2 separate regions of the Homo sapiens genome follow, and region 2 is linked to region 1. Evidence: chromatin contacts called from ENCODE Hi-C or POLR2A ChIA-PET data. All regions are on one chromosome and are shown on one strand. The core of a region is the stretch at or near the end of the contact, and the rest is flanking DNA. Distances in the headings are between cores, read along the strand shown. Region 1 has its middle 48 kb from the start of C15orf39. Region 2 holds the start of C15orf39 (chromosome 15 open reading frame 39).

Region 1 (6,187 bases), core at 1,394-3,893:
TGAAACCCCATCTCTACTAAAAGTACAAAAATCAGCTGGGTGTAGTGGTACACATCAATAGTCCCAGCTACCCTGGAGGCTGAGGCAGGAGAATCACTTGAACCCAGGAGGTGGAGGTTGAAGTGAGCTGAGATTGTGTCATTGCACTCCAGCCTGGGTGACAGAGGGAGGCTCTGTCTCAAAAAAAAAAAAAAAAAAAGATTGTGTTCTCTACTCCCAGCCCCACCCTCTCCCAAAAAAGGACAGCTGGCAACCTCGCATGATTCCCAAAGCCTGGGCTACACTGGCCACTGGGCAGATATTAAGACCCAGATCTGAGGAAAGGAGGTTCTTGGAATCTCACAGGGCTGCCTGGTCCTCACACGCATCAGGCTGTTTGCTCACCGTGCTTCCCGTGGCACACTCACACTCACACTCATCATTCACACTCAGGTCAGGCATCTCCTCCTTCCAGCAGGGCTGGCTTCATGGGATGAGAGCTGTGAGGTCACACAGAGCCCTGTGCTCAGTAGGGCCCTGTGCTTAGTTTAATCCTCTGCTGCTGACATCTTGAAATCTGAATAAGAAGCCTTGCACTTTCGTTTTACACTGGGCCATACAAATAATGTAACATACTTCCATAACATCTTTTTCTTTTTTAAAGAATTTTATTAACCATACTATTCCTTGCAAAGCAGGGTGAATTCATAGGCAGTGTGCCCAGAGTTGGCCCATAATATCTTTCTGATGTCACCTCTCAATCTAAGTTGAATCTGGTGCCTCTCCTGGGCTCACACAGCCCCCCTGCTCACTCCCCTCCCTAACAGCCCTGATCCCTCTAAACTGTAAGCCTTTACTCACTTATCTCTCTACCCTCTAGACTGAGCTCCTTGAGGGCTGGGGCAGTCTATCTGTACAACACCATACTTAACACACAGTAAGTACTCATTAAATGTGTGCTGAAATGAACAGAAATAGGAAGGCCTGGTCCAGTTCCCTACATGATTCTGGCCAGAGCAGGGTTTAAACCCATGTCTCTTACTTTAGGGCAAAGACAACCCTTGCTACCCTCTCACTCTCCTGATCGATAGCCAAAGGCTAAAATCAACCCAGATCAAAGCCAAATATAAATTTGTTTTTCTGACCTAGGGCCCAAATTAATGCATTTTGTTTTTCTCAAAGGTACTCTGTTGTTTTCTAGAACAGTTCAAGCCAACTAATCCAAAAATCTTAACACTCAAGGGGGAGTGGGGGCCCTGCTGGGTCACAGGGGGTTCAAACTGGTTCCAGAGGAACTGGTGAGCTGTGGGCAGTCCACATTCTTATGTGTGTGGGGGGGCAGAGGTTGGGGGGTTCAGTGGGGAATGCTGAGGCTGGATTTTACAGGGGTCAGAAAAGGAAGGGAGGATATGGCTTATACTAGTTCTGCCAAATCTACCATGTAACCTCCTTACAGCCATTCATTCATTCATTCACTCACTCATTCATCCATTCAAACAGGGGATGAGGAGGGTGTGCCAAGCACCAGAAAGGAAGGGCACAGGTCTGCTTTCTAGAGCTGCAGTCTCCATGAAAGAGTTTTTGAAGGATGGAATGACCAGGCCTGGGCAAACTGACTTCTGGACAATTCTGGAGTGTGGGTACAGATGATCAGTGCTTGGCTGGTCAGAAAAGGGAAAGCCAGGAATGTGGGGGAGGTGAAAACAAAATGTTTCTATTCTCTAAATTCACAAAAGGGCAGGGAAGGGAGCGGCCAGGCTCAGTGGCTCAAGTCTGTAGTCCCAGCCTTTTGGGAGGTGGCCAAGGTTGGAGGATTGCTTGAGGACAGGAGTTCAAGACCAGCCTGGGCAACATAGCAAGACCCTGTCTCTACCAAAAATACATAAATTAGCAGGGTGTGGTGGCACATGCCTGCAGTCCCAGCTACTATACTCAGGAGGCCGAGTTGGGAGGACTGCTTGAGCCCAGGAGTTTGAGGCTGCAGTGAGCCATGATCGTGCCACTGCACTCCAGCCTGGGTGACAGAGCCAGACTCTGTCTTTTAAAAGCAAGTAAAAAGGCGGGGGGTGGGGGACTGTTTTGAGAACTAGTCTGAAGCCAGGAACAAGTCACACAGACTTATTTTCAACCTGGTCCAATCAGTCATTGATCACGTTACTTCAGTCCCCTGAGAGCCAACCAATCAGCAACAGCTTCATTCCAGGGACCATGCTTCTGAGAGCCAGCCAATCAGCAAGGGTCTTACTCCAGTGATTTGCTTCTGAAAGTCAGCCAATCCCTAACTGCCAAGACTGAAAGTCAGCCAATCTGCACACAGTCCAACTTTTGAAAATCAGCGAATTGCTGAATGCCATGCTTTCCATACCCTATATAATATCAGCTCTAGGGTTGCTTTGGATCTGGGGTTTTTGTAAGTAAAGTTAGATTTTTTTTTTTCGGTACTGCAAGTACTGAATTCAGCCTCATTGTCTCTGAAATATATCCTGGAGAAGGAGGACTTGAACTCTTACATGTCCCAGTGGCCCATACGGGGGTCTGTGGTACTGCCCCCTCCCCCCACACACCCCCATCCCAAGGCTGGGCAGGTCCCTGGGCCCCCTGGCCACAGCCACTTCACTAGCAGTTTCAGGGCCTCCTGGCCACTTCTCTAAAATCCCATCCTGTTCTTTCTCCTGTGGTTTCCTGAGAAGTAGGGAGGGAGGCTGTGGTTAAAGAGACTGGGTGGAGGGGGTTTCTCCACAAAGCCTTCCATGGGGCCCACAGGCAAGGGGGAGGGGCTCAGTCTAAGGGGGGTACACTGAGGGGAAGACACAGCCTGCTCTCCAAGTGGCAGTCTGAGAGGGACACTGATGGATGGGGGGCACATTCCAGGGCATCACGTCTGACTGGGTAACGTAGTCTGATGGGAGAGGCAGGATGCCTAAGTGTGCCCAGGAAAACAACTCTGGTGATCCAAGGCCGCAGAGGGTCAGGTCTATCTTCTGGGGCATGTACTAAGTACTGAGGTGGGTTGGGGACGAGGATGCAGAGAGTAAGTCAGAGAAGGCTTCGTGGTGGAAGTGAAGCTTAGGGCCAGAGCGCCTCCCCCAGCCATGCTGCTGGGTCAGGGCATGGAAGAGGACAACAGGGCTCACCCCTCTTTCTTCTCCCAATCCTCTCCCGCAGTGTCCCACAGGCCAAGCCTCTGATGAGGTAAACCCAAGGCTGGAGATCCTTTCAGAAGAGAGCTCCTGTGGGCTTTGGAAGAGGGGACCCGGGTTGGCCTGGAAGAAGGGTGGGATGGGCCACTGAGAGTGGCTGGAGCAATAAACAGAATGAGGTTGCTGTGAAGGTTCCGGATCCTTTGCCGGCTCTGCCCCGTCCCACCCCTTCCCAAACACCGTCTCCACCCCTCCCCTCCCCGGCAGAACCCAGTCTTCTCTGTGCAGTGGGTACAGTACCCACCCATGCCCCCTCCCATGCCCAGCAGTCTGGCTGGGGTGCTCTGTCCTTGGCCTCTCCACCCCCACCGTCATCCCCATGCAAACCTCAAAGAGGCTGACTTGGCGTAGCATTTGCCTGCACTTACCTGTGGCTCTTCTGTTTGGAGCCAGCCAGAAACTCCTGAGTTTGGTTCCAAGGTGCTCTACCCCTCCTGCCTGCGGGAGGACTAGGTTCCTCAATCCTTCTCCTGAGGTCAGGCTGGGACTAGAGTGAGGCAAGCAAGGTGCCTAGGGCAAAATTTTAAGGAGGCTTGCCCTCCCAGGTGCACCTGAATGGCCCTGAGGGCCAGTGCCCCCTTAAATTGTGGGCCCTTAGGTGCCTCCTTGCTTTACCCACCATGCCCCCAGCCAGCCCTGACCCTGCTGGGTGTTCTGGCCTCGAGAGTCTGAAATCTTATAAAATATGCCCTAAAAGCTGGTAGTCCGGAGTCCTTGGGCTGGCCTGGGCAGCCAGGTGCCTGTCCTCCCCATCTCCTGCCCTTAGCCCTTTTGGGAGAGGAAGCCAGAAGTGCTGAAGCCTGGGGCGGCTGGGACTGCGAGATCGGTATAAGGATGGGGGACCTCCACCCTCAAGGAACTGAAAACCATGTGGAAGGAACAGAATGGTCTGCCCGCAGGGGAAACCAAGCAAACCAGGCCTTTGATTGGGACCAAAGACAGATGTGAAACCCAGGACTCTGAGCTGACCTTGACTCCACCGAGCTCTGCCCTGGGGATCACCGGGCACCTCCAAGAGAGATCTGAATGGCTCTGGGAGATGCCAGGCTGAAACAGGGGACTTAGGTCCCAGGTCTCTGATGGAAATTAGCTGTGGAAGGGGACAGGTGTGAGCACCAGGAAAGATAAGGCAGTAAGGGACCCTGCCTGTGTGTGTCAGGAGCAGGGATCTGAGAGGGGTCTCCCACATCTCCATGCCCAGGCCTCAGTACTTGGGGGGGTCCCTGGGGCAACCCTCCCCCTATCTCGGCCACTGGGGCTGGGGCCTGTGCCCTGGGTCCTCTCTGCAGGTAGCATGGTCATGCCAGAGCCCTTGGGCATCCTTTCAAAACTTACCTTGAGCCAGGAGCCTCCCTGTTGAGATCTTTGTCTAATTGGGTCTTGGGGTGTCCCTTGGAGAGGTACCATAAGCCGAGATAGCCGCTCTCTAAGGGGCGAGGGGAGTTAGGGTTGGGCGTGTGTCAGGTGAGACACATGGAATAACAGGAGCCTTTCATTACTCACAGATCCATGAGAGAAGCCAGCGCCGATGAGGGCCAACAGGAATCCCGGAGACAGCAGGGTGTTCAAGTAGCAGGTAGAGAGTGAGAGAGAGAGGGGACCTGTGGGACCAAGGCCTTTATGGGGTCCAGGGCGTCACCCAGGCAGGTTTCCTGAGGGGAGTAATAATTGGGTTTAGGCCAGGTGCCGGTGGCTCACGCCTGTACTTTGGGAGGCCGAGGCGGGTGGATCACGAGGTCAAGAGATTGAGACCATCCTGGAAAACATTGTGAAACCCCGTCTCTACTAAAAATACAAAAATTAGCTGGGCGTGGTGGTGCGCACCTGTAGTCCCAGCTACTCAGGAGGCTGAGGCAGGAGAATGGCTTGAACCCGGGAGGCGGAGCTTGCAGTGAGCCAGGATTGCGCCACTGCACTCCAGCCTGGGTGACAGAGCGAGACTCCATCTCAAAAATAAATAAATAAAATAAAATAAAATAAAATAAAATAAAATAAAATAATTGGTGAGTTTAGAGCAAGCAGGGTCACGCTATGGCTGAGAGAGGGTCACTGGCCTATCTGCAACAGTCCATGCGGGCTGTGGGGTCAGCGGGACCAGTCAAGTGGGCTGTATGTAGCTGTCCCACAGGGAGGCAGTCACCGGGAGATGACTGTCTAAGGTAGATATCTGGATTGAGCACATAGAGGAACTGGGAGGAAGCAGGGAGCTGGAAACAGTGTCAAGGTTGACTGAGCCCTGCTTCTAATGTAAGAAAGTCCAGATTATATTCAAAACGGATGCCAGGGCAACATTAAAGTACAGGAATTCACTACACTCCCTCTGTGCCTGGGTCACTGTTTATGGTCCTCAGGAGGGGGGGCCCTGCTCATTGGCCTCTTCTGGTACTCGGGTGGGGTTGGGGTGGTCTGTAGCCCCATGAGGGCAGGATGGGGGCAAACCAAGTGTAGGGCGAGCATCCCCCTATGTCTTGGGAGGTACTGAGCTAGAGCTACAATGTGTGGATGGGGGGTGCTCCCCAATTAGTCTAGGCTGCGCCTTCTGCATTCCATTCTCTGCATGTCTGGAAGGCCTGAGCTCATGGGACAGACCCCACCCTGGCACCTGGTGGGCGGGGCATTGCTTTCAAGAGGTCACCTTTGTTTGGGAAAGGAAAAAACAAAGACGACATAGCTGGCTGGCGATTCTGAGTCTCACCTCCCAGGGTGTGGAGTGAGCCCAAACTCCTTGCCTCCCACATCTCCCCTGCCACCTTTCCCAGGGCCGGGAAACCCCCAGGAGGATCGAGACTCAGCTTCCACCCAACCCCTAGAAGACCTCTAATGGTCAGGCCTCCAGCCTTGGCTTGCATCCCTCCAGTGATGGGTAGCTCACTGCCCCCCAGAGAGTATTAGGTCATTAAAACAAAAACAAAAACAAAAACAGATTTTGGAGGTGGAACTGAGAGGCAGTGGCCTGGGGAAGCTGGAAGGACTGGATCATGAGCCAGAATTGCTAGGGCAGACACCAC
Region 2 (6,187 bases), core at 1,940-4,439, 48 kb after region 1:
CAAGGCAGCAAAACCTCCAGCAAGAGGCTCAGGAGCACTGGTTACAGAATTTTCTGGGGTTTATATACCCTCTAGAGGTTTCCCATTGGTTCACCCTAGTAGCCCGCAACCAGTCTGATTGGTTGAAGAGTAGGCCCACGACCAGTCTGATGGGTTGTGGGAGGGGACCAATCAGAGGCACTTTCACTTTCCAGCTGCCACTCAGCAACTGCCATACAGCAAAAGGAGGGATTGCAACTACCATGCAGCAACTGCCACCTTGAAAGAGAAGGGGTTGAAGAGTAGTCTCTAATATCCAGCACCAGTTGGCCTTAGGTTCCCTGCCTCCAGACCTTATTCTCCTGCAACATCACCACTGGTTGAAACCTTACTACAAATCAAGCTGTGAAGTCACTGGAGCCCTGTAGCAAGTCATGTCCCTGTAACGATGAGTGAGCTGACAGCTAAGGGGCTTGCCTAAACCACACAGGTCAGTGGATCAAACCCCAGTGTGCTTGTTTTTCAAACTCCTGCTTCACATGGTTGTAAGAATTAAATGAGATATCAATTATCTCATAGATAGATGTAGGAGCTCCATGCCCAACCACTGACACTGAGATATCCCTCTTCTGGGAGGGGAGAGGGAGCAATGAGGAAATAGAGGGCAGACAGGGCAGCAAAAGCAGTCTGAGGGGCCTCTCAGGAGGAGGCAGTGTCTATAGCTGGGTCTGCAAGGATGGAAGGGGGCATTGCTGTGTGTCTTAGGGAAAGGTGCCATACTTCTCTGTTTCTCTGCCTGTAGAGTAGCTGCCAGCTCCACCTCACACGCCTCTGGGGTAAGGGAGCTCCTCCAAGGAAGGAGATTTGTAAATAGCAGGTGTGGCCTCATTAGAGGGAGCACCATTGTTATTAATAACCATAAAATAATGAGCCAAGGCTCAGGATCTGACCTTTTACCTTGCATTCCCAGGGAGCCAGGAGAAGTAACTGGTGTCTGGGGTGGGGTGGAAGAGGAGTGTGTGTGTTGCATGTGAAACCTGGGCAGACCTGGTAGTGGTAGGGGTGGGGTGGGGTGAGGAGAAACCTCCTTTTTACACTACTTTCTTTTTCTGTGTTAACTCTACTCGGGAAGGCCATATAAGGACAGACTGTTCCCTTCTCTGCTTTTATTCACACTATTCCTTCTGATTAGAATATCACATCTCTGCAAGACCACAGTCCTGATAAAAACATGTGGAGCTCCCAAGGCAGTTATCTTGTATTGATTGCCTTCATTCTCTATAGGCTCCACAGACGACCATTGGTATAGGGAGGAAAATGGCAAGGTCAGAGCCTTCAGGAGCTCATAGTCTGGGGACACTCTATGAGCTTCCTAGAGTTTACAAGCAATTTCCCACACTGATGTTGGCCGACACCACAGTTGCTAAGGCAGGTCTCTCACTGCTCTCTTTTTGCAATGAGGAAATTTGAGGCTCAGAAAGTTACAAAGTAGCTCCCAAGTCCCCCAGTGTTGCCTCCTTTCTTTGGCAGTCCAGGGTGTTTAAGTGATGCCGAAAAGGAACAGACATACTGTTGAGTGGGGCTGCTGTCTGTGTGAGGTGTCCCTGAATTAACACAAGGCTCAGCAGTGCTGCAAATCTTAACTAGCCCCTATTGTCTCAGATGGCTGCTCATCCTGGCCTGGTTGGGTCCCATTCCAACTCAGGGAAATTGGAGAGACCACTGGGCACATCTGAGCACACAACCTGAGCGTCCTAGACCCCAAGGGCTAAGAACACAGCCCTCCTTCCACCCCACTAGCAGGGCAGGGACAGGGTCGCCGGCGCGGTGCTGGAGGAGGAGGGGCGAGCAGAGTTGGTAAGGGGCAAGAGCAGTGAATAGCCTGTGACCCACGGGGCTGCAGGCTGGGGTTAAGGGTATGATGTTTGGTGTGACCCCTAGCTGTCCGCGCGCAGATGTATTTTCCTGACGCTAAGGTGTGGCTGCAGGAAGGGCCCCAGGCTGGGAGCCAGGAGATCTGGGATTTTGTCCCAGCCTGCTGAGTGACCTGGGGAAAGCCCCAACCCTCTCTGAGTGTCTCTCCCTATATGGTTCCCGACTCTATTTCTAAGGTCCTTCCAGCTCTAAATGAAGTGACACTCTCCCCCCACCTCCCGCCCCCGCTCCCCAGGTGACCTCACTTCCTCTTCCTACCTGCAGCGCCCAGCCCCTCCTCCTCAGCTCCAGCTGCTCCAGCTGCTTGGTGATTCTTGGAACCTGCAGCCTCAGGCCTGCTCTGCTCTGACTCAGGCAGAACTTACCTTTGGGATCTGAGGGGATAGTTTTGCTTCCTGAACTGACTCTGACCTTTGGCATGTCCACCTGCCCTCCCCTTCCCCACTGCACACACCTGTTCCCAGTCCTCGGGCAGCCCAGGAGCTTTGACGGACCAGATTCCTTCAGATAAAGTAGCAGCACTGAGGGGCTCTCATCCACAGTCAGATGGTCCAGGGAGAGGCACCCCTTCCCCCCTCCAGCCTCTCTTTGCAACACACCATTCCTGGCTGGGCGTGCTCCACTCCACCCGCCTCACAGGCTGCGCGCCGGTCTGCCTCATGGAGGGAGCCTCACCCAGGCTACTTTGCAAATCCCCCAGCACCCTCATTCCCGGCCCTTCCAGGGATGGGGAGATTGCCGCTTCCTCAGACAGTTGCCGTGCCCTAGCAGGAGTCTGGAAATTGCCCTCATTGACTACAACGAAATGAGGGGACAGATCAAGGAGCCCTTCTCCAGCCCCCTAATACACTAGTGCTGGACAGGGGAATGCCGGCACCTACTGTGTGCCAGATATTTGCAAACACCCTTTTCCAAGCTTACACCGCCACCGCTATGAGGAAGACAGAATTCCACTTTTGCAAATAAGGAAACTGAAGCTCAGCGAGGTCAAGCGGCAGGCGCAAGGTCACATCGCAGCAAGTGGCAGTGAATGAACGATCTAAGGGAGCGACTGAGGGCGCGTGACGGGCCCGCCGGGCACTGGTTCGTGGAGCGTGGCGGTTACGGGCGGTGCACAGCGCCCGCAGCCCGCTCCTAGCGAGCTGGCCCCACGCGGGCCCTCCGCACCCGCTGCCCACAGGAGCGCAGGCTCCCAGAGGCGGGGCCGGGCTCTTCCCCAACCCTGCGAGTCGCCCCGCCCCCGCCCCGCCCCCAGCCCGCCCCGCCCGGGACCGCAGACGGCGCCCAGCGGCGGCGCGAACGGCAGCTAGGAGGGTTGCTCCGGGCTTGGTGCTCACTGCGACTTCCCGCGCAGGGCCCGGTCGGACTAGGACCCGCGGCCTGAGAGACGCTGGAGGATGCGGACGCGGAGGCCGCCTGGGGTAGCGGCGGCGGGAGTCCTGGCGCTCTGCAGGTAGGAGCTCGCCCGCTCGGCGGGCGCGGAAACTTGGGCCGAGTTTGCGGGCGGCGCGTGGAGAAGGGGCGGGTGGCGCTGCCCCAGGGCGCCCCTACCGGCCGGCCCGGGGACTGAGGGAGCCGCGCCTGGGCCGAGGGGCTGCGGCTTCTGGCTGCCGCCGGCCCCCCGCGAACGGGCTGCGGGGCAGGGGTGGCGCTGCTGCTCCGACTTTCCCCGGACTTCGAGGCTCCCGGGACCTGGTAGCGCTCTGGGTCTCCGGCGGAGAACAGGCGCCTAATCTGGCGAGAAGGAACTCAGGCCGAGCCCTCCGGCCTCCCGCAGGACCCTGTCACGTGGATTGCTGGGGGATGGCGTTGAGGAGGAGGTATGGGGACAAGGGGGCACTGGAGGGCTGGGCCTGGGGGCGCCGGGCGCTGAGGCACCGCGGGGCCCTGGACGCGCCCTGCTGGGATGGGACGGCCCTGCGGTTTTCTCGCCACCTCTTGACTCACCCCTCTGGCCTCAGCCCAGGCTGGCAGGATCGCCCTGAGGCGGAGGCTGCCCGGACCCTGTCGCCGGGCCGCCCCTGTTCCGGGACCTCCCGCCGGTCCGCGGGCGTCGGTGTGGGGCTGGGTGCGCGGGCCTGCCTGCGTGCACACGTATGCCCGGGGCCCGAGCGAGGGGAGAGCGCAGTTCTGGAATGGCGTGTGTGCAGATGTGGGCCATGCACGTACGTGCAGGCACGGGTTTGCATGCGTGGCGGCGGCCTGTGTGTCAGCCTGCTGGATGCACGTGCGTCTCGGCGCCGCCGGGAGGGGCTTGGGGACACCCGGAAGCCCGCCAGGTCGGGTGCGGCGGCAGCCTCTAAGCGAAATCGGCTGTGGGCCCTAGGCACCCGAGTTATGTTCAGGGCGGGTAGGGGAAAGGGGATAGAGACCGATCCCGTTCGCTTTCCCCTCCACTGGAGACTTTGGGCTGCCCCAGGTTGGGTTGTAGCGTCTGGAGAGCCCAGAGCCTCAGGTAGGGAAGGTGGGAGATGGGAGAACACTCGGCGAGGCCCGATCCAGCCCTCCGGGAGAATCCAGATGCTGGCCACAATTGGGCAGGAATCGCGCTCTTCTTCCTGGTCTTTGCCATCGGCCATCCCGAGGCCCCTAGAAGGTGAAAGTGGGAACAGAGAGCTGTTTCCTTTCCCACTGCGTAAGGCAGGGGCGGTGCTGCGGTGGTGGGCTCTTCTCCGGGACCCTGGCCTGGGTGCTGGCTGAGTGACGTTGGAGCTTGGCAGAGAGGATCAACAGAGCTGCCTCTCAAGGATGATCTGAGCCTGCTCCCTGGGCACCTGCCCTTTCCGAGAGCTTGCTTGCCTCAGTATGGGTCAGGGAAGGAGGCACCTACATTTTGGCAACTGTCTTGAGTGGAGGAGTCGTCTCCCTTGAGAGAGTGTATCCTGGGCTTTCCACCTCCTACTGGCAGGAGATCAGGTCATTCCCACACCCCTAAGAGTTCTCTGTTGGCTCCCTGAAGCCGCCACCCCTCCCACAAAGACTCCTGAGGGTCCCAGGTGGTTTCCTGTCTATTGACTGGGTCCCAGATAGGGGCCTCAAGAAGTCTCCAGAGCAAAGGGTATTCCATGGGCTGAGACCCAGGAGAGAGGGACTCCTGGGGTGGGGGTGGGGACCCAGCAGACCCCAAGAAGCATGTGGGGGAGGTGAGACCAAAGTCAGTACTTAACCCAGAGTGTCCCAAGGGTGGAGGTGGGGAGGATCCACACTTCAAAACCCTACAGTTCCTTCTCACAGCATTGCTGTGGAGTGAGATGGGGGCTTTCACCCCTCGATAGCAGGTTTCTATCATAGGACACTGCTGTTGGGACTGTCACCTGTGTCCTAATGGCCCCTCTGTGTCTTCTCTAGGCTGGCCTGAGGTGTGGGGTTCTGTCCAGGAGATGAACCAGCTTGCTTTCTGGGTCTGCCTTGGTGGAAGTGGGCATTGGCCCCCACACTAGCCTTGTGTTTTCTAACCCCAAAATGTGCCGGTCTAACTCAGCCTGTGGCTGTCATTGGCTCCAACCAGAAGAGGCAAGGAGAGGGCTGGTCCTTGCTTGCCAGTCACTGAAACCTGTGACACTTTGCCCTAATCATAGCAAGATTGAGCTAGGTGGTCCTTTCTAAGCTACTGAGAGTTTCCAGGAATAGGGTGCTGGCTGGGGGAGGTAGAGGTAGGTCAGTGTGGCCCCAGAAGACAGGCTTCAGATGAGCCCCTAACGGGTTACTGGGTGCCTGCTGCCCTGAGGGGCCTCAGTCCCCATCCTTCCTTGGTCTTGTCTTAGAGCTTTGTCTTTTTTCAGCACATAGTTTTTCCATCAATACAATGGGAGTAGTGGCTAAGTAGCACTCTGGCCCCTGGGGCCTCCCTCCCTGGACTTTTTTCTTTTCTTTTCTTTTCTTTTTTTTTGTTTTGTTTTTTGTTTTTTGTGTTTTTTTGAGGTGGAGTCTCACTCTGCTGCCCAGGCTGGAAGTGCAGTAGCACAATCTTGGCTCACTGCAACCTCTGCCTCCTGAGTTCACGCAATTCTCCTGCCTCAGCCTTCAGCGTAGCTGGGATTACAGGCATGCACAACCATGCCTGGCTAATTTTTTTGTATTTTTAGTAGAGACAGCGTTTCACCATGTTGGTCAGGTTGGTCTTGAACTCCTGACCTCAAATGATCCGCACACCTCGGCTTCCCAAAGTGCTGGGATTACAGGTGTGAGCCACAGCACCTAGCCACCTCCCTGGACTTTCACACACGCCCCTGACGCTGTCTTGGCCCCACCCTGCCATGTGCCTAGGAATCGC

Evidence for each region. A loop is a pair of places that touch in the nucleus more often than their neighbours do. ChIA-PET counts read pairs that join two places held with the same protein, here RNA polymerase II (POLR2A). Pooled maps may share reads with other maps.
Region 2: a map of naive thymus-derived CD4-positive, alpha-beta T cell shows a loop between it and region 1 (9-fold over the local background). The contact joins the promoter of C15orf39 here to the enhancer-like site in region 1. A Hi-C loop is called at or near these places in 12 of 168 maps with a recorded cell type or tissue (CD14-positive monocyte, Caco-2, Calu3 and 8 more), 4 of 37 single-sample maps with no recorded cell type and 10 of 50 pooled maps. POLR2A ChIA-PET finds 5 or more read pairs at or near these places in 21 of 52 experiments (A549, B cell, Caco-2 and 15 more).

What each region holds. Positions count from the first base shown.
Region 1 is chr15:75,151,113-75,157,299 of GRCh38, forward strand. No RefSeq gene overlaps it. Among named protein-coding and RNA genes, the nearest start is that of C15orf39, 48 kb to the right of the region's middle. RefSeq lists enhancers at 5,382-5,883, 5,884-6,187. Within about 2 kb of position 2,644, at least 3 of the 41 ENCODE cell types and tissues checked have a DNase peak (open chromatin) inside an H3K27ac peak, as active enhancers do; they include CD14-positive monocyte, where a contact is called at or near this core.
Region 2 is chr15:75,198,693-75,204,879 of GRCh38, forward strand. It overlaps C15orf39 (chromosome 15 open reading frame 39), which reads left to right and starts at 3,190. Exons shown (of 3, transcript NM_015492.5): 1 at 3,190-3,367. RefSeq lists enhancers at 867-936, 1,347-1,526, 2,793-3,515 and silencers at 2,997-4,156, 4,277-4,326.